Regions from separate parts of the Homo sapiens genome. Here all the other regions are linked to region 1. A link is a loop called in an ENCODE intact Hi-C map of the cell type or tissue named here. Cell type or tissue: CD4-positive, alpha-beta T cell. All regions are shown on one strand.

Region 1 (8,000 bases):
GTGAGCCGAGATGGCGCCACTGCCCTCCAGCCTAGACGACAGAGCAAGACTCAGTCTCAAAAAAAAAAAAAAAAAAAAAAAAAGAGCAACATCAGTGAAAGCCAGAAAGCAGGGTTGTGGTGGGTTGGGGAGCGAGCAGGAGATGGAGGAATAGAGGCGTCCTGTAGAAATGGCTTTTGGGTTTGTGGGGAAGGAGAACAGAGAGGCACTTGAGTCTCTCCCACTCTGGAGAGGCGTGTGGGGCCAAGGGAGGGAATTTTTTTTAGGATGGGAAAGACATGCGCATGGGCAGATGGGAATGCTATAGTGAAGAGGGTGCAGTGGACGGGGAATAGAGAGCAAAGCCTGGAGGCGCCGGAGCACCCTGAGCACAGGGGAGACAGAGCGGAAGGAGGAGAGGTGTGTGGGTTTGCGGATTTGGTAGTGGGAGATGAGGGAGTCCTCCTGTGGTGGCTTCTGTTTTCTCCGGGAAACATAAGCAGTGTTCATTGAGAAATTAACTCCTGTATCATTTCTCCCTGCCCATAGTGACTCAGCCGGAAGAAATGAAAGGCATTAGCCAGGGCCAGGCACTGCAGCTCATGGCTGCTGTAATCCCAGCGCTTTGGGAGGCTGAGGCTGGAGGATCTCCTGAGCCCAGGAGTTCGAGATCAGCCTGGGCAACATGATGAGATTTTGTCCCTACAAAAAAAATTTTTTTTTTTTAATTAAAAAAGCATTAGTCAAGCTTTTGTGTTCTAAGTCCTGGGCCTTTTTTCTCCCACCTCATACCTGAGAAAGTAAATAGGCCGTTTTGTAGTTCTTGTGTCTGAGCTAAGAGGGAGAATACCACTGTGTCTTGGGGAATTGATGCTTTGGCATGGAAGAGAGGGGCAGGGGAACAGGCATTCTCCATCCCACCCTGACCTGCCCCCAGAAGAAAGTGGCTGCATGCGATTCGAAAGCCAAGGACTAAGGGCTGCAACTGCGGGGGCCTGTGGGAGAGGTCCTCTTGAAAGAGCTGGGATGGAGGGAGTAGAGGGTTATCTTCCCAAGGACCAGGTTGGACAAGTGAGGCCCTGCAGATGGGCAAAAAATAGTGGAAGCCCTGTGACTGTGACCACTGATGTCTGCAACAGCAGCAGCAGCAGCCTGAAAAATCCTTCCACCTTTCTCTGCAAGGCTGTGGAGCACGGACTGACCATCTCTGGGATTGTGCAAACCCCTGGAGTTCATGGATGATCGGAGGGAGCTGAAGGGCAGCCATGAGTGATAGGGAAATCTTGCTGATCTGATGGGTAGAGACTCAAGCTGAATTTAATTTGGTTTAGACCAACTAAGGGATGACCAAAAGGTGTATTTACGTCATGAGTTGCAGAGAGTGTCCAGTTGGCCCAGGACCTGGACAAAGGGTGAGCAGTGAGTGGGAGCTGACATCTGGCTCTCTCCTCACCCTGCACCCTGGGGCTGGAACACAGCAGACACACAATGACCACATGGTGCCACTCGGCCTTCACAGATGAGCACAAGGACATCCCTCCCCGCCAGGCCCAGGAGCAGGGCAGCAGGGCAGCCCCACGTGGACCCCGTGCTCACAGTTTGGCAAACTGGACAGAGCCTTGGCTCTTCTCCTTCAGCAGCTATCACGCTCTCCCAGGCCCGGCCACCTGAGCTTCTCATCCATGTGGCTTTGGCACCTAGGCCTCTAGTTTCATTACCTTGGGTTTGTATCTAGTTCCAGATGGCGTACATGCAGAGATCTGGGCAGGCTGCTTACAGGCATTCTCTTGCCCTGCCTCGACAAACACTTTGCCACATGTGGGTGAATGAGAGGGCAGACGCCAATGGGTTAGGATTCTGAGACCCCTGTGTCCCTGTGGGGTTTGGAGCAAGAGACTGGTTGGCACAGCAGTGAGCACATCTGCTAACTTCAACCACAGGAAGCCAGGGGTCCCAGCTCACCTACCTTCCAGTACTGTGCTCAGTAGCCTTGACAATGCGGGGCAGAGGGAACAGGGCTGCCAGAGCTTCAGGACTACCAAGGCCCAGGCTAGCAGGCACACAGGCTAGCGAACACCACGAGCCCCTCTTCTAGTGCATGCCAGGGCTACAGAAGACTGGGGCTGGATGAGCTCTAAGACTTGGTCAGGGAGCTGTTCCCTCACTTAGTCATTTATGTCTGATGGTTCCTTGAGCACAGATAGGAAAGTCAATCTTCATTCTTTAACAAATATGTATCAAGTATCTATTGTGTGTGAGGACCCTGTGCTGGCCACTGGGATATGACAGGGAACAAGGTGGACTCATTTCTCCTGCCTGCAAGGAACTGCTGTCCACAGGTCAGGGAGATAGGCACAGATACAAACAGTGGTGACAGCCAGGATGGCTTCCTGGAGGAAACAATGGTTCCAAACAGGTACAGTTGGCTCTGAGGTGCCAAAACACACTAAAGGTAGAGCAAGTCTTTTATTTTATTTTATTTTTTAAAACAGAGTCTTGCTCTGTGGCCCAGGCTGGAGTGCAGTGGAGCAATCTCCACTGCAACCTCTGCCTTCCAGGTTCAAGCAATTCTCCTGCCCCAGCCTCCCAAGTAGCTGGAATTACAGGTGCACACCTGGCTAATTTTTGTATTTTTTTTTTCTTTTAGTAGAGATGGGGTTTCACCATGTTGGCCAGGCTGGTCTCGAACTCCTGACCTCGGGTGATCTGCCCGCCTCAGCCCCCCAAAGTGCTGGGATTGTAGGCGTAAGCCACCATGCCTGGCCAGTAGAGCAAGTCTTAAGGGGCATTATATTATAACTGCATGCAAGAGAAGTTAGGACCAGTTTGGCTTTGTGCGTGTGTGGACTGAAACCCAAAAGCCAGAAACTCTCTGCATGTGTCCCTCATGGAGCCATATGGTCTCTAGTCTCTGTTTTTCAAAATTTGCAGGACTGATGACTGATTGGACAGTGGTGCAGGAGGGAAGGTCTCTGCATGTCAGTGATTAAATTGCTGAAGATGCCACTGCCTGAGACGGGCAGTATTGAAGGTAAGCAGATCTGGGGTGGGCGGGACAGAGGAGGCTCTTAGTTATATGGATCTGGAGCTCACAGGAGCGGCCCAGACTGGAGATAGAGACTTGGAAGTCATCAGCATATGGTTGGTAGTGGTCAAGATGATCCAGAGAAAAGGGGCAGAGCAGGAGAAAAGAGGAGGCCTAGGACAGAGTCCCGGAAGAGCAGAAGACGAGGTGGTAAAGGAATCAGAGACAGTAGCCAGTGAGGAGAGGGTGGGCCAATGAAGCCAAGGAAAAGAACTGTTTTAATAACTCAGCAATGGGCAGGAATAATTGGCTGAAAAGTATACTTTTAAAATTTGGGGGCCGAGAGGGAATCTCTAAATCCTCAAAGTTCTGGAAAAAAAGGCAAAAATGCTTAAAGATGCATAAAATTTGCAATACCTCCCCCGTGGTGCACCAAAATTACCAATGGTGAAAAACCACTCACTGGAAATATTCATTTTTGATCCGTTTGTCATCCAAACCAAATTGTCCAGAATCACTGGAGCCAGTCCCATCCCCTCCTCATACGCCAGGGGGCGCACACGCACTGTTTGTGAATTCAAGTTCAGGACAAAAACAGGCAGTGAATCAGGTGGTTACCAGAACCTGATTCCTCAGCCCAGATCCCTGAACACCACAGCAACCATGCCCTGCACATTACCACGTGATCCCTGAATCCAGGCACCTCAACGATCTCCAAATTTTATTTCTCACCTGACTCCAAACTTACAGGGTTATCAGAAAGACCCCACAGAAGAAACCCCACAGAGGAGAAACCTCATCTCTTTTTCTGCTCAGTTACCTGACCCAGGGCAGTGGGGGTAGGTCCCCCATCCTTCATGGTGAAGCCTAGCAAGCGGCGGGGGGAGGAGGGGTGGGGTAGATAGGAAAGAGCTGGTGTGGCTTTGGCTGACTCTTAAGTGGTTTTAACACGGATTGCGTGGGGGCGGGGTCTGGAGGCAGGGGCGCTTGGATTGAAGCTCATCAAATCCCTCTGATCAGTAGGTCTTGGAATAAATCTTCAGGTAGGTTATTGGTTTCACCCAGAAATTTCTAGGGTCATTATTTGAGTTTGGTATGAGAAGTCAGAAACTCAGTACTGACATTTAAATTACATTTAGAGGGCATTATCATGTCTTTAATTCCGAGGCCAATGTAAGGTTCACAGCTGGAATTGGTATAATATTGGGGTATTAGTCAGTCTCTGCTTGGGGTTGACACTAGGTCAGAGAAGTGGAGGGTGAACATGAGGATGAAGGGGCTTTGTGTGGAGTTTCTGCAAAGCCAGTCTTATCTTGGGTTCCAAGATTATTATTAAAGCTGGGTTGGTTTAGGGTCCTAAATGGTCTCAAGTTTGGGTGGGGTTTCAGGTCAGTATCTGTGTTTGGGGGTCCTTTTATGGTGACCCAATCCCAACTCTGGAATTGAGAATCGAATTCAGAGTGCATTGGTGTTGATCTGGGAATGGGAGAGCAGTACTGGAGTTTTATGTAAGGCTTGGGGTTCAGAAGAGAGATAACTGGGGTCCATAGCAAGGTAGCTTTTGGACTTTAGGGTTCATTTAGGGACTGGGGGCTGAGCATTAGTACAGGGTTCCATTTAAGGTCCAGCGTTGGTGCTAGCGTCACTATCAAGGTTAGGGCAAGTAGAAGTAATAAAGAGATTTAGAGTCAGAATTGGTATTTGGGATCAGTATAGAGGTTCACAACAAAATTACTACTTGTGCTAATTTGGGGGCAGATTAAGGGCTTTGGACTCAATATTGGGTTTAGGGCAAGGTGTGGGCTCAGTATCAGGTTCAGATCTGTATGGGGAGGAAATGGGGTCCTAGAGTGGTATTAGGTTCATGCTAGGGCTGGGAGCCACTAGAAGGATCTGGATGTAGTATCAGAGTTTGGTCTGTCTATGTTCATTATTGGGGTTCGGGTTCAATATTGAGGTTCCGGTCGGTTTCGACTTGGCGTTGGGTTGTGGCCTGTCTGGGCCTCAGCGGCTCCGCGGCTCTACGAGCGAGAGTGCACGAGGGGAGGGGCGCCGCCGGGGGCGCGCACGGCAGGGGCAGGGGCGCGGGCGCGAGCGCGAGGGGAGCGCGCGGCTGGAGCTGGCGCGGGAGCGGCGGGAGCGGTGGCGGCGGCAGAGGCGGCGGCTCCAGCTTCGGCTCCGGCTCGGGCTCGGGCTCCGGCTCCGGCTCCGGCTCCGGCTCCAGCTCGGGTGGCGGTGGCGGGAGCGGGACCAGGTGGAGGCGGCGGCGGCAGAGGAGTGGGAGCAGCGGCCCTAGCGGCTTGCGGGGGGACATGCGGACCGACGGCCCCTGGATAGGCGGTGAGTGACCCCCCGGCCCCCCACCAGCCCCCTCCGCTCCCGTCCCTTCCCCGCTCTCCTTGCCCTCCCCGCTAGTCCACCCGGCGGAGCTGGGGGCGGTCCCGGGGGGGACGAGGGCGCCGCTGAGGCCGGGCCGCGCCCCCACCTGCCGCGCCCGCAGCCTCGGCGAAGCCCCCCCTCCACGCCCCAGCCTGGCGGCTCCTCCCCGCTCACCCCGCGGCAGACGCGCCCCCAGCGCTGCTGGCTGGCTCGCTCCCCGCCGCCCCTCGCCGCCTCCCTCCCTCTCCACCGCACCTTAGCCGCAGCCCGCCCCCCCCACCCAGCGCAAAGTTTCCCGTTTGCGTTCTTGCTCCCCCTCATCGGTCCCGCCTCGTCCCCCCTTCTAGCGCGGACGCGCTCCGGGGGCGGCCCTCAGACCCCCCAGCCCCGGGCTCCGGGCGGGTCCAGGCCGCGCCCCCGCCCCCGCCGCACAGGCGCCCCCTCCCAGCCGGCGGGGGATCCGCAGCCGGCGCGCCCGGGTCTCGCTCGCGGCCCCGGCGCACGTGCGGTCCCGGGCTGCGCCGGGCGCGAGTTTGAAGCCCCCCCACCCCCTTCGTTCGCGAGCACGGGATGGGGAGGGGCCGAACGGGCTGTACCCGCCCCCAACCGGGTGCAACGCCCTGGAGGCCCTGGAGCGACCTGTCCCGTGAGGACGTGGCCACTCGGACCCTCTCCGAAAGTTCACTCAGTGGCCGCCCCGCGTCCCGTCCCGTCCCGTCCCGGCTCCCCATCGCCGTGCCGGCGTCTCTGTCTCGGCTGCTTTCTGTTTTCCTCGGCGTCTCTGCCTCCCCGTGTCAGTGCCTCCCAATCTCACGCCCCTGCAATCCCAGGGTCTCTCCAGCTGTCTCCATTCTTTTTCCCCAGGTCACTCTGTTCTTTCTCCCCAGGTCTCTCGATTCTGTCTCCCTGGGTCGTCTTGTTCCCTGTCCCTGAGTCTGTTCTCTCCGCTTGGGTCTCTCTATTTCCTCTCCCTGGGTCTCTGTCTCCCTCCTTAAGTCTCTGCCTCTTGTCTCTCACCCATCTCTTGGTGTCTCTGCACTCTCTGTGCTAGGCGCCCCCCCATTTCCCTGGAATGCTGCCCCTCTGGTTCTTCCACCCCGGAGGGGGAGGGGCTAGACTTTCTCCCCATTTCAAGCCCCCCTGCCCCCCAGTGCACGGCCCCTGAGTTGGAGCAGGTTGGGGGTGGGGAGCGCTACCTGCCTGAGCTGTGAAATGGGAGAGGGAGGCTGCCCCAGCCTGGGGGTTGTCTGGATCTCCCTGAGGGGCCACAGGGCAGGGCCGGGAGGCTGGATTAGGTTGAGGAAGGCTCCACTTTTGAAGGAACAGGGGCAGGGATCCAGAGCGATCTGGTGTCGGATCTGGCCTGAGAAGCAGGGAAGTGCACTGGGGTGAGAGGCGTAGAAAAGGATGTGGGGTGGTGGTTCCAGGCGGGTGCTCATGGGGAGGAATCTGCTGAGAAGGGAAGATCTGGTGGGGAATCCTTTGGGAGGCTTCGGGGATCTGAGGGATCCAGAAGAGAGTTCTGACAGGCTATCTAAGGAAATTTCTGTGCTTAGCTCCTTATTAACTCTTGCTTCAGGGAGCATGAAAATCCCTGTTTTTTTACTGATTATATGAATGAGCCTAGGGCTTCAAGAAGGAGCAGGTGTAACTCCCCAAGTACAACCCCCTACATTCTCAGCCCCAGGCACAGGCCACACTTTCTCGTACCCTCTTGCCTTCATTTCCACACTCAGCTCACCCCCTCCACCCCCACACACACTCCCTATTCAGCTGCTTTCTTGCCCCCTCTCGCATACCTGGGCCCGCATGCCGGCCAGGGCTCAAGAAATCTGTGCCTGCACACTCTCGCAGCATACCTGTGCACATGCACAGTCATCCTTGTGTATTTTTGTATATGCACTTTCTTGCACATTTTACTTGCTCAGTCTCTTATTTGAAATGTCTTTATAGTGTTTTTTTTAGTTTCCTTTATAGTTTCCTTTTCCAGCTGCTCTTCCTCTTCCCTCTTTCTTTCCTTTAACAAGAAAATTGTTTTAACATAATTCCTTCCTTCCTTCCTCCCTTTCTTCCTTCTTCTTGCAACTACTGATACCTCCCCTTTATCCAGCTTTGTGTGCCCTGGGCGGGTTGGCTTGGTGTACAAGGCTGCCAAGAGAGGAGGGGGTGGTTGGGTGTTGGTGAAGGAATTTGGCGGGGCAGAGTTAGACTGCAGCAAACGGAAACTAGCTACACATCTTTTACTGGGAAGTGTATGGATACGCAGCAAAATACTAGCCCTGGCAGTTTGGGCACAGTCCACCCTTTTTTCCATCAGCCTGAACTATGGGAGTCTAGCTTTGAGGGTCCTCCCTGGGGGCGGGGAGGAGGGGACCCAGACCTCCTGCAGTAGAGGGGTTGTGATACACACCACGGCTCCTCCACTTTCCAGCTTCAGGCCTCAAAGAGGCCCCTTTCTCCCTGAGTCTCAATTTCACTCCCTGTAAAATGGGGTAGCTAATCCAACCCGGACTGGGTCCCAGGGCTGTTGTAAGAATCCAAGGGAACTGTGTGGCAGTGCATCGTCAGCAGTGGCAGTCACTTCCCTTGTGACTGACACTGCTGTGTGCTTGGTTCC
Region 2 (8,000 bases), 300 kb before region 1:
TTTTCTGAGATAACCCTCCGATGGAAATGGAAATGGAAATAAGGTCTTCTGGGGATGAGATAGATGAAGTCTTGGCCGGGAGGCATCCTCGGGCTCTTGGTCCAGGGAGTCATGGGCGGCTCCTGTTCAGCACCACAGGTGGGAGAGGGAATGGGGGTGTAGGATGCTTAGTTTACAAAGTGGGGAAGATGTTTTTAGTTCACTCACCATCAGGGGTGAGGGAGGATTCAACTCAGTTTCCCCAAAACATTTAGCCCTGGAAAAGCTAAGTTCAAAGCAAGCTGAAGTTTCTTCCTATTAGAAAGCACACTAGTAAATCCAGGGAACAATCAGTCTTCCCTTCTTGGTCATGGCTAAGATGGCTCATCAGTTAGGGCCCACTTTCTGTGACCTTGATGCAGTGTGGATCCCAGCTTTTCAAGATCAGTGTGGTCATAGAAGTCTCTGGTCCACTTGGTGTACCGGTCTCTGGAACCTCTTGTGAAGACAGTCAGTCCTCTCATATGGAGAATGGGCCTGGATGTTATGGGACAGAATACTACATCATCCATTTGGCCTGGGAAATTCCTGAACCGTCCCAAATGCTCCAGATATTCACTCCTAAAATCCCAGAAATGTTGAATGCTAAGTGTTTTCAGTCCACAGAAGGTGGCCAGTGGTGGGGAGCCCCTTACACTGAGACAGTGGGAGGGATGGAGATGAGTTCTGACTTTAGTGGTCTTTGTTGTTGCTGTTCGCTTTTCTAGTTCAGCAGCCTACAGAAGGAGATTGAAGAACGAACCAATGACATCGAGACCCTAAAAGGAGAGCAGATGAAGCTGCAAGGAGTCATTAAGTCTCTGGAGAAGGACATCCAAGGCCTCAAGCGAGAGATCCAGGAAAGAGACGAGACTATTCAAGACAAGGTGCAGCTCTCCTTCTGTCCTCCCTCAGCTACGGCCAGATGGGCCAAGGCGAGGAAGGCAAAGCTCAGGGGAGAGAGGGTCCCTAGCTTCTCAGGACGCATTTCTTTAACTTGATGGGGGAACCAGCCGTCAGTGAAGTGCCTGTTGTGTGCTTGGCACTGGGCTAATCGCTGTCAACACATCACTTTCAGCTCTGCCAACAACCCAGGGGGCCTGAGAACCCAGTGTTATGGTTCGGGAAGCTGAACTCCAAGAGGCTGGGTATCTTGCCCAGGGTCACACACTTCAATAGGTGACAGGCTGCAATAAGAACCGAGTCAGCTGACTCCACTGCTCCAGGCATCCTTGGAGGCGCTTCCCCATGGGCTGGGGACAGCTCACTTGCCGCACTGACCACATGGTCCCCCTGTCGCAGAGGGACTCTCCTGGGATTGACCCTGTCCAGGAGGCTGCCTCCACTTTTGGGATGCCTTTCTTACAAAACACTCAGACGTCAGAGACATCACATTCTGTGGGGCAGATACCTCAATACCCAGTATGTAGTATCATCCTCCTGAGCACATCCAGATTCCGTGCCCTCCTCTCCATCTCCCCTGCCACTACGGCCCAAGGCAGGTGGAATTCTCCAAGGGCCAAGGACGTGGGCTTCAGTGTTAGGGAACTAGGTCTGGCACAGGTTCCATTTATTGACCATTGCACCTCGAGCAACTTCTCTAAGCCTTCATTTTCTCACCTATAAAATGGGGATGATAACCACCTCAAGGGGTCTTGTAAGGATCACATAGGATCATGGGATCATGCCTGGATGTCATTTCTGCATGTGAGTGTCGGTGTACATATCCAGGGTTTTGTTTGTTTGTTTGTTTGTTTGTTTGTTTGTTTGTTTTTAGGGAAGATCCAAAGCTCTGTTCAGATTCTCAAAGGGGGCTTTGACAAGAAAGAGACAAAGGCCTCCTCACCTAGAAAGTGGCAACAGCCTCCTAAGCAGTCTAATGGCCTCACTTCCCATCTCCCACCACCATGGACTGGCAGGGTACAGGTGCAATGCTGCCACTCTCCTGCTCAAAGCCCTCACAGCTCCCCATTGCTACAGCAGGGGTCAGCACGCTCTTTCTGTAAAGACCTAGGTAGTAAATATTTTTGGCTTTGGAGGCCATGTGGTCTGTCTCAACGAATCAACACCGCTGCTGTAGTGTGAAACCACCCATAAACAAAACATTAGTCAATTAACTTGGCTGTGTTCCAATAAAGTTTTACAGAAATAGACAGCAGGCCCAATGTGGCCCACAGGCTGGAGTTTGCCAACCCCTGGCCTAGGAGATAAATTCTGAACTCTTTCCCCCAACATGAAGACCCTCACCTCCCTCCTCTATTTCCCCAGCCTCACCTCTCACTTCCCCCATGAACCACCGCTTGGCTCTCAAGCCAGTCATTCTCAGCACCCTCAATATATACTTTGCCTTCTGTGCTTTACAACATTTATCACATTTTAGGCTTAGATTTGCTTCTGTGTCTTCTTTCCCAACTAGTGTTTTCTTTTAAGGGCAAGGGACTGTGTTGTATTTATATTTGGAAACCCAATACTTGACAAAAGATCTTCATTCAGTAAATGTTTGATGGATGGATATACTTATGTTCTGATTACTATCACCGTGCAACAAATTAACCTTAAAACTTACTGATTGAGGCCAGGTGTGGTGGCTCACGCCTGTAATCCCAGCACTTTGGGAGGCAGAGGCAGGTGGATCACTTGAGGTCAGGAGTTCGAGACCAGCCTGGCCAACATGGTGAAACCCCATCTCTACCAAAAATATAAAAATTAGCCAGGAGTGGTGGCACATGCCTGTAATCCAAGCTACTCTGGAGGCTGAGGCAGGAGAATCGCTTGAACTTGAGAAGCAGAGGTTGCAGTGAGCCAAGATCGTGCCACTGCGCTCTAGCCTGGGTGACAAAGTGAGACCCATCTCAAAAAGAAAAACTAAGTGATTGAAAGCAACTATTTTATTCTGCTTACAGGTGCTACAGATCTGGAATCTGGACAGGGTACAAAAGGATGGCTTATCTCTGTCCCCGATGTCTGGGGCCTCAGCTGGGAATACTGGGGGTGACTCAAAACAGCTGGAGGCTGGAAGATCAACATCCAATGTGGCTTCTTCAGTCACATGTCTGGCACCTTGGCAGGGGTGTCTGGGAGGCTAGGCTCAGCTGGGTCTTTTGATCAGAGCCCCTAATGTGCCCACCAGCCTGGATGTCTCAGTGTAGTTGGACTTCTTACATAGCAGATGCCCTCCCCCAATGCAGGTGTCCCAAGAGAGCCAGATAAAAGCTGCTTGGCCTTTTTTGGCCTAGCCTTGGAAGCCACACAGTCTCCCTTCTGCTGCATTATTTGGGTTACGAACAAGTCACAAGTCAAGGCAAATGCAAGGGAAGGGGATTCGCTTCCACCTCCTGATGGAGAAGCAGCAAGGTCACGCTGTAGAACAGCTGGAGTGTGGGGCGGGAGATGCTGTGGGGGCCATCGTTGGAAAATACCGCTGTTCACAACCTAATATGAATGAGTGAGTGAATGCATGAGAGTCCTTGTACAGAGGCTGAGGGGTCTGTGCTGTAGCCCCATGGGGGGAGTGCCAGCCTCTGTACTGACGAAGGGAGGAGAGGAGTCTCCTGGTTGACCTCTTCAACCAGGAGAGTCACAGGCTTCGTGCTCTTTTGCCCTAAAGGGCTGCAGTATACCAGGGCCTTACAATATCTCTCACTTCTCTCTCATCTCACCCCCAGGAGAAGCGAATTTATGATCTGAAAAAGAAAAATCAAGAACTAGGGAAATTCAAGTTTGTGCTTGACTACAAAATAAAGGAGCTGAAGAAGCAAATAGAACCTCGAGAGAATGAGATCAGGGTGATGAAGGAACAGATTCAGGAGGTAAGAAGCCATTTGCAACACTCTGGCCTCTCAGACCCTCTGTCTCTTCTTCCACAATTGGCTAGCTGGCCTCAGGGACTGAGGAGAAGCTCTTCTCACAGTCCTCTCTGCTCCCAAGGTGTGTGCAGCCTCCAGTCCACAGGGGTGCAACAGGGAAGGCCGTGGCCCCGCTGCAGGCTCAGCTGACCGAAAGCAAATCGCTTGGGAGTTAACTTGCCACGGGACCTGGAGATGGGCTTTGGCCCTACCCGTGCCTCAGTGTGCGGTGTACTGTGCCCTCCTAAGGGAGATGCAGCTATTGGGCATTTGGCCACCAGAGGGCAGTGTGTACTCAGCCAACAGGCTATCCTTCTAGTTCAGCATTTTTTTCTCAAACTGGAAATGTTGGTTGAGACCCCAGGTGAGGCCATGGTGTTTGGACTTCATCTGATAAGGAATGAGAAGTCATCAGAGGCTCTTGAGCAGAAGAGTGGCATAATTAAGAATATGTTCTGGGAAGCAAACAGGATGAAGGTAGAGAGGCGAGATTAGAAGCAGGATCAACTGGACAAGGGTTTCTGAGAATCCTGTGAGGTCCCCCATGCCCCCCACCACACGCCACCTTTCCCTGCAACGTGTGTTGCCCCATCAGCCTCCCCTGCTGGGCTGACAGTGGCGTCCATGTTGATCTAAAACCGAATTCTTGATTTTTCTCTCCCCCTTCCTCCAGTTTTCCCTCTCTCAGTTAGTGGTCTATGATCCACCCAGTTACTTAATGCAGAAATGCAGAAGTCTTTCTTGATTCTTCACTTCTCTTAACTCCTTATCCAAATCATCACCAACATCTGTCTGATCAATTTCCAAAACATATCTCACATCAAACCCTCCTTTCCCGCTGCTGCTATCACCCTGGTACAAGCAGCCACCATCTCTTATCTGGACTGGACTCCAGCCTCCAGTCTGGTCTCCACATAGAGGCCTGAGTGAACTCCCCAGTGGGGTCCCATCCCACCTACAGTAAAATCCAAAGTCCCAGTCAGGCCCACAAGGTCCTGCGTGATCCAGCCTCTCCCTGCCTCTCCAGCCTCCTCTCACAGCTCCCCCTCCCTGCTCCAGCCCACTGACTTTCTGACAGTTCCTGTAAGTCACGCTTTTCCATCTCAGGACCTCTGCAGTGCTGCTGCCTCTGCCTGGAAGGCTCTTCCCCCAGATCGCCACATGGCTGGCTTCTTTGCATCTTTCAGGTCTCAGCCTATATGCCTTCCCTGACCGCCCTAGACAAAATAGGCTTCTGCTCCCTCCTCCATCTTCTCTAATTGTTTGTGCTGAGCCGGGATAACAGATACAAGGGTGTCAGACAGCACTGATGACCCAACTAGAAGTGCCAGAGCCATGGGGGTGCCAGTCTGCCCGGTGACGCCTGTACTCTGGTAAGCCCAGTAAAGAGCCAGGTGGAGATCAGTCCAGGGCCAGGGGGCCCAGAGAGGGTATGTCCTTGTGACAATGACTTTTTCCCTGGCTTCTGGGATGAGAAAGGATGCCCCCAGCTGACCACAGACCTGCCTCCGCTGGGCCTCCTACCATTCTTGAGTGCTTTCAGGGCCCCAAAATGGCAGCTGTCGTCCTTTCGGGGTGCTATAACAAAATACTTTAGAAGGGATAATTTATGGCCAACAGAAATGTATTGCTGAAAGTACTGGAAGCTGGAAAGTCTAAGACCAAGGCTCCAGCAGATTTGGTGTCCAGGCCTGTTCCTCATAGATGGCACCTGCTATGTGTCCTCATGTGATGGGAGGGCAAAAGGGGGCAAACAAGCTCCCTCCAGCCTCTCGTACAAGGGCACAAATCCCATTTGTGAGGGCTCTGCCCTCGTGACCTGATCACCTCCCAAAGACCTGACCTCCTAATCCCATCACTTTGGGGGTTAGGTTTCACCATTGGAATTTGGGGTGGAGGGCACCAACGTTCATCAGACCATAGCAGCCTGAGAAGATGAGAGGAAGAGCAGAGGCCCCACCCACCTGGAGGGCCAGCACACCACAGGCCCCTGGAAATCACTGCCCCCTTTCTCCTTCCTCATTTGACACATTTGTCAGCTGCATTTCAGGTCGGGTCCGTTGTTTGCTAATGGTCAGCTTACTTTCCCCACCAGCACACCTGGGGGGACCATTCATCTTCTCTGGCAGTAACAGGGGCCAACCGTGGCCTTGATGCTCAGCAGGGAATACACTTGCACCTTGGGAGTGATTCCAGCAGGATCCCTCCTACCTCCTTTCGCTGGTGCCAGTTGCTGTCAGGACTGATACCTGGGCCTGGGTGCTTCTGGGAGCCTCTGACCTTGGGGCTTCCCTCTGGGGGTCATAGACACCTTTGGTTCATGCACTGTGGATCTCCTGTAAAGGTCTTTTTCTCCCAGGAAGGAAGCCTCAAGCCCTTGGCTCATTTGTAGAGCTGCAACTTCTAATAACACTTCCTGATTCAGGTACCCGCCCTCACATACTCTTTTTCCAACTTGGCTCTGATGATCCAAGGGTCCCTTTGCCCTGCCTAGGGGAGAGGTTTCCCGAGGCTTGTCGTTTTAGTTTACACTCATTTACTAGGGCAGGGTTTCTCAAGCTCAGCACTACTACTATTTTGAGGTAGGTAATTCTCTGTCATGGAGGGTCTGTCCTGTATATTGTAGGATGTTTAGCAGCGTCCCTGGTCCCTACCTGCTAGATCCCAAAAACACCCCCTATCCAGGATGTTAAAACTAAAAAATGCCTTCAGACCTTGCCAGAGGTCCCCTGGGGGGTGCAAAATGCTTTCTACCCTCCTGCCTGAGCCCCATTGAGAATCTCTGAGTGTGATGAAAAACACATGGAAAAGTAGATGGATTTTCCACACTGGGAAAAGATGCTTGTTTCCACATAAGGGGCTAGGCTTCTGGCTGTCCAGCCAGCTACTCAAATTTGACCTATTTCCCAATTTTTCTATAAACAGATTATTTTTATTCTCAGAGTAGTATGAGTCTTTGCCTGGGGGAAAAAATGAACAGAAGTAAACAATATACTCCTGTATGCCCTCTCTGCTAACCTCATCTGTCACTGCTGGCCTGAGATTTAGAGAATGAGGCACTCAGACATGATCTTCGGGAGCCCCGCAAACAGAAGCCCCCTTTCTCTCTTCCAGCTGCCATTGCCTTGGCCTAGGACGCTATCATCTGCCTCCTCAGCCAAACTGGCAGCCTCCTGACTGGTCTGCCTGGCCCCCGTCTTGCTCTTTTCAGCAGAACCTCTGCATCAGGCCCTCTAAGATGCAAATTACATCATTCCACTCCTGGTCTAAGCCTTCAGTGGCTCTCTGAGCTTTCAGGATAAAGGCAAACTTCTCACCATTTGAGCCTCTGCCCTTGGATCCTGCATGACCTAGCTCAGCCAGCCTCTTCTCCCTCCCCTCTCCCCCCTCTTCAAATCCCTGCTCCTGCAGCCACCCTAAGCCACTTGCAGCCTGCAGAGATGCGCCAGGCTGCCCATGCCTCTGGTCCTCTCTGTGTGCAGGCTGTTCTGTCTGCCTGGAATTCTTTCCCCTTTTGTCCTCTAATACTTATTCTTCCTCCCAAATCCAGTGGACGCATCCCATCTTTTTGGGTGCTGCCTGCTCACCTCCTCTGTGTACACACAGTGCTTTCTGCCTTAACTGCAGTGTTTATCCTACTCCACCTGAATTTCTGATTTACTTCTTTCTTATCCTTGCAGACCTGAGGCCTCTTGAAGGCAGAAACTACTTCTTAATCAGCCTTAGATCTCTAAGTCTACAACAAGCTGGGCGGCCCTTTCTAATGGGCACATTCTTTAGCTGTGCAAATACCCACACTCAATGTGTATCCCCTACAAGGTGGTTCTATATAACTCTGCCAACACTGCCTTCTTATCTTGTCATTCCTCTTCCAGAAGCAGGGTGTTTCAGGCTCTTTTCGTGTCCCTCACTATTGCTCTCCTTTGTCCACCACACTTGCCATTATTCGTTCATTCATCAAATATTTGAGTGCCACCTTTATGCCAGGCTTTGGGTCAGAGGGCTATTCTGTCTATACAAAATGCTTCCAGTAATGAGGAAAACCTTCTAAAAGCTGCCCTTTTGTGTCTAGAACATGGATGTGTTCATTAGGGCCTCCTGGCACCCCCCAGAAGGTTACCAAGAGCCTTGAAATTT
Region 3 (8,000 bases), 230 kb after region 1:
TGTAAAGTGCATAACTTAAAAACTAACTAGAAGAGGTCAGGCATGATAGTTCACACCTATAATTCCAGCACTTTGGGAGGCTCAGGCAGGAGGATCATTTGAGGCTAGGAGTTCGAGACCAGCCTGGGCAACATAGCAAGACTCTGTCTTTACCAAATAATAATGGTAAATAATTTAAAAATCAGGCAGGCGTGGTGGCGTGTGCTTGTAGTCCTAGCTACTCAGGAGGAGGCTGAGGTAAGAGAATCAGTTGAGCCTAGGAATTCAAGATTGCAGTAAGTTATGATCATATCACAGCCCTCCAGCGTGGGCAACAGAGCGAGACTGTCTCCTAAAAAACAAACAAAAGCGCGCGCACACACACACACACACACACACACACACACACACACACACAGAAGGGGATATATAGTGATGAAAAAAAGGCATGAAACTCAATAAAAGAAAAAACTAGGCTGGGCGTGGTGGCTCACGCCTGTAATCCCAGCACTTTGGGAGGCCGAGGCAGGTGGATCAGGAGGTCAGGAGATCGAGACCATCCTGGCCAACATGGTGAAACTCCACCTCTACTAAAAATACAAAAATTAGCTGGGCGTGGTGGCATGTGCCTGTAATCCCAGCTATTCGGGAGGCTAAGGTGGGAGAATCGCTTGAACCTGGGAGGTGGAGATTGCAGTGAGCTGAGATCACGCCACTGCATTCCATCCTGGGTGACAGAGCGAGACTCCATCTCAAAAAAACAAACAAACAAAAAACAAATGTTGAGGGAAGAGTCCAGCACTTAATATCTGAAACATAAAGCTGAGTGTATTGGTAGTTTAAGCAAGAAGAGCTGTGCTTATAAGACTTAGTCTCTCTGAGCAAAGCAGAGAACTACTGTCTTTTGTAGAGTGGTTATTAAAGTTTGGTCAAGTGTATTTTGGTTGCCTGTTGCACTGTGTTGGCATCTGCACTGATGCTACAAAGCGATGGCAGGTAAAGCTGCTTGCCCCTTAGCACAAGTCAAATCAGTAGCACTAAACTGCTATTATAGTTGTCATTATATTTCTCACTGCCACACGTGGTAGGAAATAAAATGAAGCCAATTTTACTTAAAAATGTTATTGACGAAACATTTAATTTCATGAAATCTCAATTTTTGGATATGCGTTGTTTCACTCAAAAACGAATGTCTACTCAGGAGGTTGAGACAGAAGGATCACTTGAGGCCAGCCTGAGCAACATAGTGAGAACCCATCTCAAAAAAAATGTGGTGATGAAATGGGAAAAATACGCATAAAACACTACCACTGCACACTGAAGCTTTATTGTTGCCCCAAGGAAAAGCCCTCATGGTATGGATTGTTTGTACTACAAGCTGAACTAGCTGCTCTTTTGGGGGTACCATTTTTACTTGAAAGAAATGATAGACAAAGTATGGTTATTTAGACTGGGTTTTGACAGACCTTTTCTCAAAGATGAATGAAGTAAGCCTGTCACTTCAAGGGAAACCACTGGCAGTATTTTTTTGCAGTGAGAAAACTCTGGCTTTCAAGTGAAGACTAGAATTCTGAAAAACTTACATCTGCTGCCATAAGCCTGACATCTCAATATTTAAACACTTGTCTGATACAGTCAGTAGATATATTAACAAATGAGATTTTTTGATATTTTATAACGAATGTGAAATCATTGGAAGATGTGTATAACTCAGTGAACCCATAATGCGCAAATGACTACTGTTAGGATGTTACAGAATCATGCATGGATAAAAGATCTATTCAGGCCAGGCGCAGTGGCTCACGCCTGTAATCCCAGCACTTTGGGAGGCCAAGGCAGGTGGATCACGAAGTCAGGAGATCGGGACCATCCCGGCTAACACGGTGAAACCCCGTCTCTACTAAAAAATACAAAAAATTAGCCGGGCGTGGTGGTAGGCACCTGTAGTCCCAGCTACTCGGGAGGCTGAGGCAGGAGAATCGCTTGAACTCGGGAGGTGGAGGTTGCAGTGACCTGAGATCATACCACTGCATTCCAGCTTGGGTGACACAGCAAGGCTCCGTCTCAAAAAAAAAAAATGTTGATAGCACTATTATTTCTTGTAGCCAAAAAGTGGAAACAACTCAAATACACAACAGCTGAAGAAGGGATAAATAAAAAAATAAAATGTGGTATATCCAAACGATGGACTGTTCTGCAATAAAGAGGAATGAGATACTGATAATGCTACAATATGGATGAGCCTTGAAAACATTATGCTGAGAGAAAGAAGCAGGCCACAAAGGCCACATATTTAATGGTTTCACTGACATGTCCAAAACAGGCAAATCTATAGAGTCAGAAAGTAGATTAGTGGTTGGAGGGGATAGGAGGATGATATCTAAGGGAAATAGGGTGATTCTTCCTTAACCATTATCTGCCAAGGCCACACTAGGCTGAGCAGTGGAAGAATGTCCCTCCGGGAGCTGGACAGCTTCAGCAGTTCATTTCCTGTTGTTGGGGGTTTTGGGAGCCTGGGAATTCTTGTAAGATTTAATAGTCACAAGCCATTGCAGGCTGGGCTTGGAGTTTATTTGGCTATATATTTCCTTCAAAATTTAAGTAGCTAACTGTAAAAAGATTTTTTTTTTTTTAGATAATTGTGGAAATATGAATGTAGTTTGAGCATTTGATGAAATTAAGAAATTTACCTTGTGTTAATGATATTGTGGTCGTGTAAAGAAATGTCTTTGTGTTTTATAATGTCCAGAAGGATGTATTTAGATATGAAATGACATGGTGTCAGGGACTTGTTTTATAATAATGCAGCCAAAAAAGAGAGAAGGAGAAAGAAAAGGGGGCAAGGGAAGGAAGGAAAAAACAAAGGAAGAAAGGAAGTCAGAAGTAAAATGTTTTAATTGTTGAATCTGTAGGATGGGGTTCATTATACTATTCTCTCTACTTGTGGTTAAAAACTTTCATTAAAAAAAAGTCAGGCTGGGCCGGGCGCGGTGGCTCATGCCTGTAATCCCAGCACTTTGGGAGGCCAAGGTGGGCGGATCACGAGGTCAGGAGATCGAGACCATCCTGGCTAACACAGTGAAACCCAGTCTCTACTAAAAATACAAAAAAATTAGCCGGGCATGGTGGTGGGCGCCTGTAGTCCCAGCTACTCGGGAGGCTGGGGCAGGAGAATAGCGTGAACCCAGGAGGCGGAGCTTGCAGTGAGCCAAGATGGCACCACTGCACTCCAGCCTGGGCAACAGAGCGACACTCTGTCTCAAAAAAAAAAAAAAAAAAAAAAAAAAAAATTCAGGCTGGGCTTGGTGGCTCATACCTGCAATCCCAGCACTTTGGGAGGCCAAGGCAGGAGGTTCACTTGAGCCCAGAAGTTTGAGACCAGACTGGGGAACATAGTGAGACCTCGTCTCTACCGAAAATAAAAATGAAAAATCAGTCGGATGTGGTGGCACGTGCCTATAGTCCCAGCCACTTGGGAGGCTAAGGCAGGAGGATCGCTTGAACCCAGGAGATTGAGGCTCCAGTGAGCCACTGTACTCCAGCCTTAGCAACAGAGCAAGACCCTGTCTCATTAAAAAAAAAAAAAAAAGAAAGAAAAACCAAAAAGTCAAACCAAACCTTTACACAGGTATGTAACCATATCTGTGAAGGTATCAGAGACTTATTTAGTCTCTGATGTTTTACTTATTGGCCTTTGTGCTCTATCCTTCCCTCTAGCCCTTAAATTAATGCATGGCTACTTGGCGAGTAGTCCAGGGTGGGAGACAATACTTTTAATCTTCCCCTTTGAGTTCACTCCAGTTGCCTGGCAAAGAATTCAACTATAGGTTGAAAAGTGTTGGGGGCCACAGTTTTATCTCCTGTGAAGGTTGTTGCTTGGCGGCATCCCCTTAAAACTGCTTCCATTGAGGATATAAACGCTACCATTTATAACAAGAGGACGGGGAAGTTGTCTGTGTGTATCTCCATAGTTATACATACATAAGCATATATATTATATATAGGTTTGCATACATATGCATAAAATAACTGGAAGCATAAAACCCAGAAATAATAACTTTGGTTTCTTTCTGGGAAGAAAACTGATAGCTGGAAGATAAGAGTGGGTGAGACTGCTGGGGAGAGAGGAGATAGGATGAAAGGGGACCAAAAACCAAGTCCTGGGGAAATGATAACCAAGGAGGGGTAAGCAGGAGGAAGGGCACAATGGGAAGAAGCCTGAGAAGGAGCAGCCAGACAGATAGGAGGGAAAACCAACAGAAGAAAAAGTTTCAAGAAGTCGTGCAAAGGCATGTATGTGCCCTTGCCCTTGGACCCAGCATTTCCACTTCTAGGAATTCCCCTACTGGGATTCTTGCACACTTGCAAAATGATATATGCACAAGGTTACCCATCGCAGCACTTTGTTTATTTGCAGCATTGTTTTTAATAGCAAAAATTTGGAAGCAATTAGAATGTTTACCAGTAGAGAACAAGTTAATTAAATCATGGTTCCCCCATCCGGTGAGTACTCTGCACCTGAAGATGAGGAGGCTCTGTATACACTAATATGAAAAGATTTCTGAAATATACTGTTAGGTGTAAAAAAGCAAGGATGGGGAGTTTTCTTTGGGGCTTATAATGTTTTAAACTTTTATCATTGTTGTAAATGGATGTAGCTGGTTGTTATATTCCTTACAATTACGAGATACTGGGTTCTTGGGTTTGTTTTTCTATGAGTTCTAGTATTCTGTTATTCTTTCTAACTTTCTTATTATGAGCAATAGTTGGCATGGAGGAGTGGCGGATCAAATTTTTAGGTTATTAAATAGGCTCCATTTCAAGCCAATCAGCGTTGCCTTCTGCTGTTTTGTGCCTGGCTGCCAAGTGCCTTTATATGGTGTTTCAGCTTTTTAATGGAGCTTTGATATGTAGCAGTCACCCTGAGCCACAAGAGGGCAGAAGAACCTTTTGATTGCCACAGGACAGATTAGCGCTGGAATGACTTCTGGCAAAATCCTGCATGGAGTAGTTCTTCAACTCACTTACTAGACCGTGGGCATCCAAAGGCAGGCCAGTGTCTAAGCCATCAGAGGAGGCAATGGAGGGGTGAGAGGAGAGAGTGTGTGTTTTGGAATCCTCTATATCTGCCTTATGTTCCAGGCTCCCCTGCAAATTACTTAGTGAACTATACTCCTTACAGTGTTAACCTCTCTCAGAGCTTGAATATGCAAGACAGTAGAGGCATTACAACATAGTGGAACATAAGAGTTGAGGCTTTGGAATCCACCCCACCTAACGTTGAGTCCTGGCTATGTGACTTTGGGTCATTTCTTAACTGTCATTTATTCAATGAGATAGTGTGTGTAGAGCTCTTAGCACTGTGTTGTGAACACTCAGAAAGTAACTGCTATAATTACAATAGTACAAGGTATCAGCACAGATGAATAATATTAATAGATCCTTAATAACTTTTATGTAGCTCTGTTATGTATTTAATAATTTATTTGGTTATAAGCAAGGAGGTAATATTTTCCTTAAGACAATTTCAGAGCTCCTTTTCTCAGAGGGGCCCTCAAAATGTCTGTGGTATTTCTTACTTTCTTATAAACAGTCTTTTAATAGTATAGTACATTCTGAATTTTTGCAGAGTCTCAATTTTAAAGGTTCCATCCCACTGTGATTTTGTGTATTTTTGATTGGAAAATATAGTATTTGGGCTATATAATGAGGTAGAGTCGCGCAACACAATATTGCATCGGGATATAGTACCTGTCTCAGGCCGAGATCCAGGGGAAGCAAACTCTGAGATAAAGATTAGGGTGTGAAAAGCTTATTAGGGAGTGGTTATGGAATCAATACTCCTGGAAGGAAAAGAAAGGAAATGAGGAAGAAGGGAAAAGAAAAGGGAAAGATGTGGAGATTGTATAGGGGGAAAAATCGGGCCGTGATTCAGTCTCAGTAAAAGGCCTCAGCCCACCCCATGGGGACTAGGGCTCAGATAATCCATGTTTTCTAAGCCATAGAGTGAGAGAGCTGTGCCTTTACAGCTCCTCCTGACCCGTCATTGGACGAGGGCTGCCCCAGGAAGGGGCATGGCCGTGGGCCAGGCAGCGCTCTTCAGCAGATGCATTCCCTGAAGAGGGCTGACAGTTGAGGCCTTTCTGTCCTTCACCATCCCAGCAGCTGGGGAATAAGCCCTTTAGTTACTGAGTGGCCTCTACAGCTTCCACCATAGTGCCCAAAGGGCTCTCCTGAAAGGGCTGGTAGAGTAATAGAAGACAGCTTTAGACAGAATTGCTTTGAAGCAATACTTAAGAATACTTGTTATTTTTAACTTTAAGAATAAAAATAAAAATAATTTCATTTTTCATTTATCATTTTAGTGTCAGGGTGAACTCTAGTGTAACCAACTACCCCCAAATTTCAGTGGTTTTAACACAATAAAGGTTATTTCTCTCCTGTCACAATCTGGTGCAGTTCTATATTGGTGGGGAGGAATTCTGCTCTACCTAATTCATTTAGGGCCACAGACTTCATCTAGTGACTCCCCCAGGCCCTAGGGCCTGGAGTCCTTCACTGGATTCTCTAAACCAGCTCCCAGAGGAGAAATGGACAGGAACATGGAGAACTGTGCAGGTCTCAGTGAAGAGACCTCTCTCTTCAAGCTTCTCTCTTCAAGCACAGAGAAGTTCATGTGCTTCCCTGCAGCGCACGTTCCACAGATCAGTACTCAGTCGTGTGGTCCCACCTAACTGAGAGGAGGCCACGTAGCCCTCACAGCTACACTGTGATGTTGCTCATACCTGTGTGGTGGCTCCATTTCATCACTATTGGTGAATCAAAGACACTTCTAAAACTGTATGTTTTAGGTTCCCCACACTTAAAATACTTAAATTGCCACCATCATAGTATCATAGTTTTACTTACCTGGGGACATTTTAAAAGGCTGAGGAAAGCTAAACTTTATCAGAGAGAAGGAAAAGAAGGGAGGAATACAGAGCTGAGAATTTAAGGATTCCTTGCTCTGGAAAGGCAAAAAAGGGTAAAACAATTTCATGTGCATGTGTGTGTCTGTGTGTGTCTGTGTGTGTGTGTGTGTGTGTGTGTGTGTGTGCGCGCGCGCGCGCGCGTCCGCGCGTCCGCGTGCGCTTTTTTTTTAGTGGTATAGGAGAAGATTGAGAAGCTTCTGATCCTGCCATGTAGCTGTAAAAACAAGCTCCTCTTTCCCTCAGCCATAACAGGATTGATGTCTTTCACATGGTAACAATGGAGATAGATGTGTGCTGCAGGGAAGCACATGAGCTTCTCTGTGCTTGAAGAAAGAAGCTTGAAGAGACAGGTCTCTTCACTGAGACCAGCACCATTATTCATGTTCCTATTTCTCCTCTAAGAGCTGGAATAAAAAATCCAGTGGAGGAAATTACAAGGAAATAGTCATTCAAATAGCCCTGACAGCTCCTTGCCCGGATTCACATGAATACCACCCAAGTAGCCCTTAAGTCAGAGGAAGAGAGGCCAAGGGAGAGATATCAATGACTTCTTCTGTCAGTCTATGAGGATTACTGCTGACTGACAGCTTGTTACTTACTCAGCTTTATTCCAGGCAGTGTGGGGCATTTAGGAAGAGAGGTGCCTGGGCCTGGGAATTTTAAAGACTGAAAGCTGAGACTCACAGGAAGTAACCAAGGACAAGACAATGAGATGAAGTGTTTCAGAGACAACAAAGAAGTGGCGATTTAAAAAAAAATAAGTAAATAAATAAGAAGTGATGTCAAGGAAAGCTTTGAGGAAGAGATGGGCACTGAAGCAGGGACCTGGCGGTTGGGGTAGGACATGTGGGGACCTGGGAAAGTGCTCTAGCAGACAGAGTACTCGAAATATTTTGTAAGCTTCAGTGAGAGCTGAGAGCGGCTTGTGAGGAATGGTGGGGGGCGGGGAGTAGTGAGACCGAGGATTGCAGAGCAGGGCAGAGTCGATGACAGAAGGCCCTAAGGTGAGGTGTGGAGTTTAGATTTAATGCAGCAGGGCCATTAAAGGCT

The links. A loop is a pair of places that touch in the nucleus more often than their neighbours do. Peaks named below come from ENCODE experiments on the same cell type or tissue, not always from the same donor. Only the 100,000 strongest peaks of a DNase experiment are listed, where the experiment ranks them.
Region 2: it touches region 1 in a loop (4-fold over the local background); 27 of 110 quality-filtered maps call a loop at or near these places.
Region 3: it touches region 1 in a loop (4-fold over the local background); 42 of 110 quality-filtered maps call a loop at or near these places.

The regions. Positions count from the first base shown.
Region 1 is chr1:43,525,747-43,533,746 of GRCh38, forward strand. PTPRF (protein tyrosine phosphatase receptor type F) reads left to right here and starts at 5,137. Exons shown (of 34, transcript NM_002840.5): 1 at 5,137-5,344. RefSeq lists a silencer at 5,848-5,917 and enhancers at 5,983-6,555, 7,184-7,685, 7,686-8,000. In CD4-positive, alpha-beta T cell, CTCF peaks have their summits at 3,544 (motif pointing right) and 3,744; DNase peaks (open chromatin) are centred at 3,575, 5,055, 5,685 and 5,925; H3K4me3 peaks cover 694 bases; H3K27me3 peaks cover 2,542 bases.
Region 2 is chr1:43,223,300-43,231,299 of GRCh38, forward strand. CFAP57 (cilia and flagella associated protein 57) reads left to right here. Exons shown (of 23, transcript NM_001378189.1): 17 at 747-905; 18 at 3,684-3,827. The region is part of intron 1 of LOC105378685 (a long non-coding RNA gene); the gene reads right to left. Among named protein-coding and RNA genes, the nearest start is that of TMEM125, 43 kb to the right of the region's middle. In CD4-positive, alpha-beta T cell, CTCF peaks have their summits at 4,160 (motif pointing right) and 4,361; a DNase peak (open chromatin) is centred at 4,142.
Region 3 is chr1:43,758,711-43,766,710 of GRCh38, forward strand. The region is part of intron 2 of ST3GAL3 (ST3 beta-galactoside alpha-2,3-sialyltransferase 3); the gene reads left to right. Among named protein-coding and RNA genes, the nearest start is that of ST3GAL3-AS1, 35 kb to the left of the region's middle. RefSeq lists enhancers at 4,961-5,050, 5,081-5,140. In CD4-positive, alpha-beta T cell, CTCF peaks have their summits at 4,901 (motif pointing right) and 5,111; a DNase peak (open chromatin) is centred at 4,921.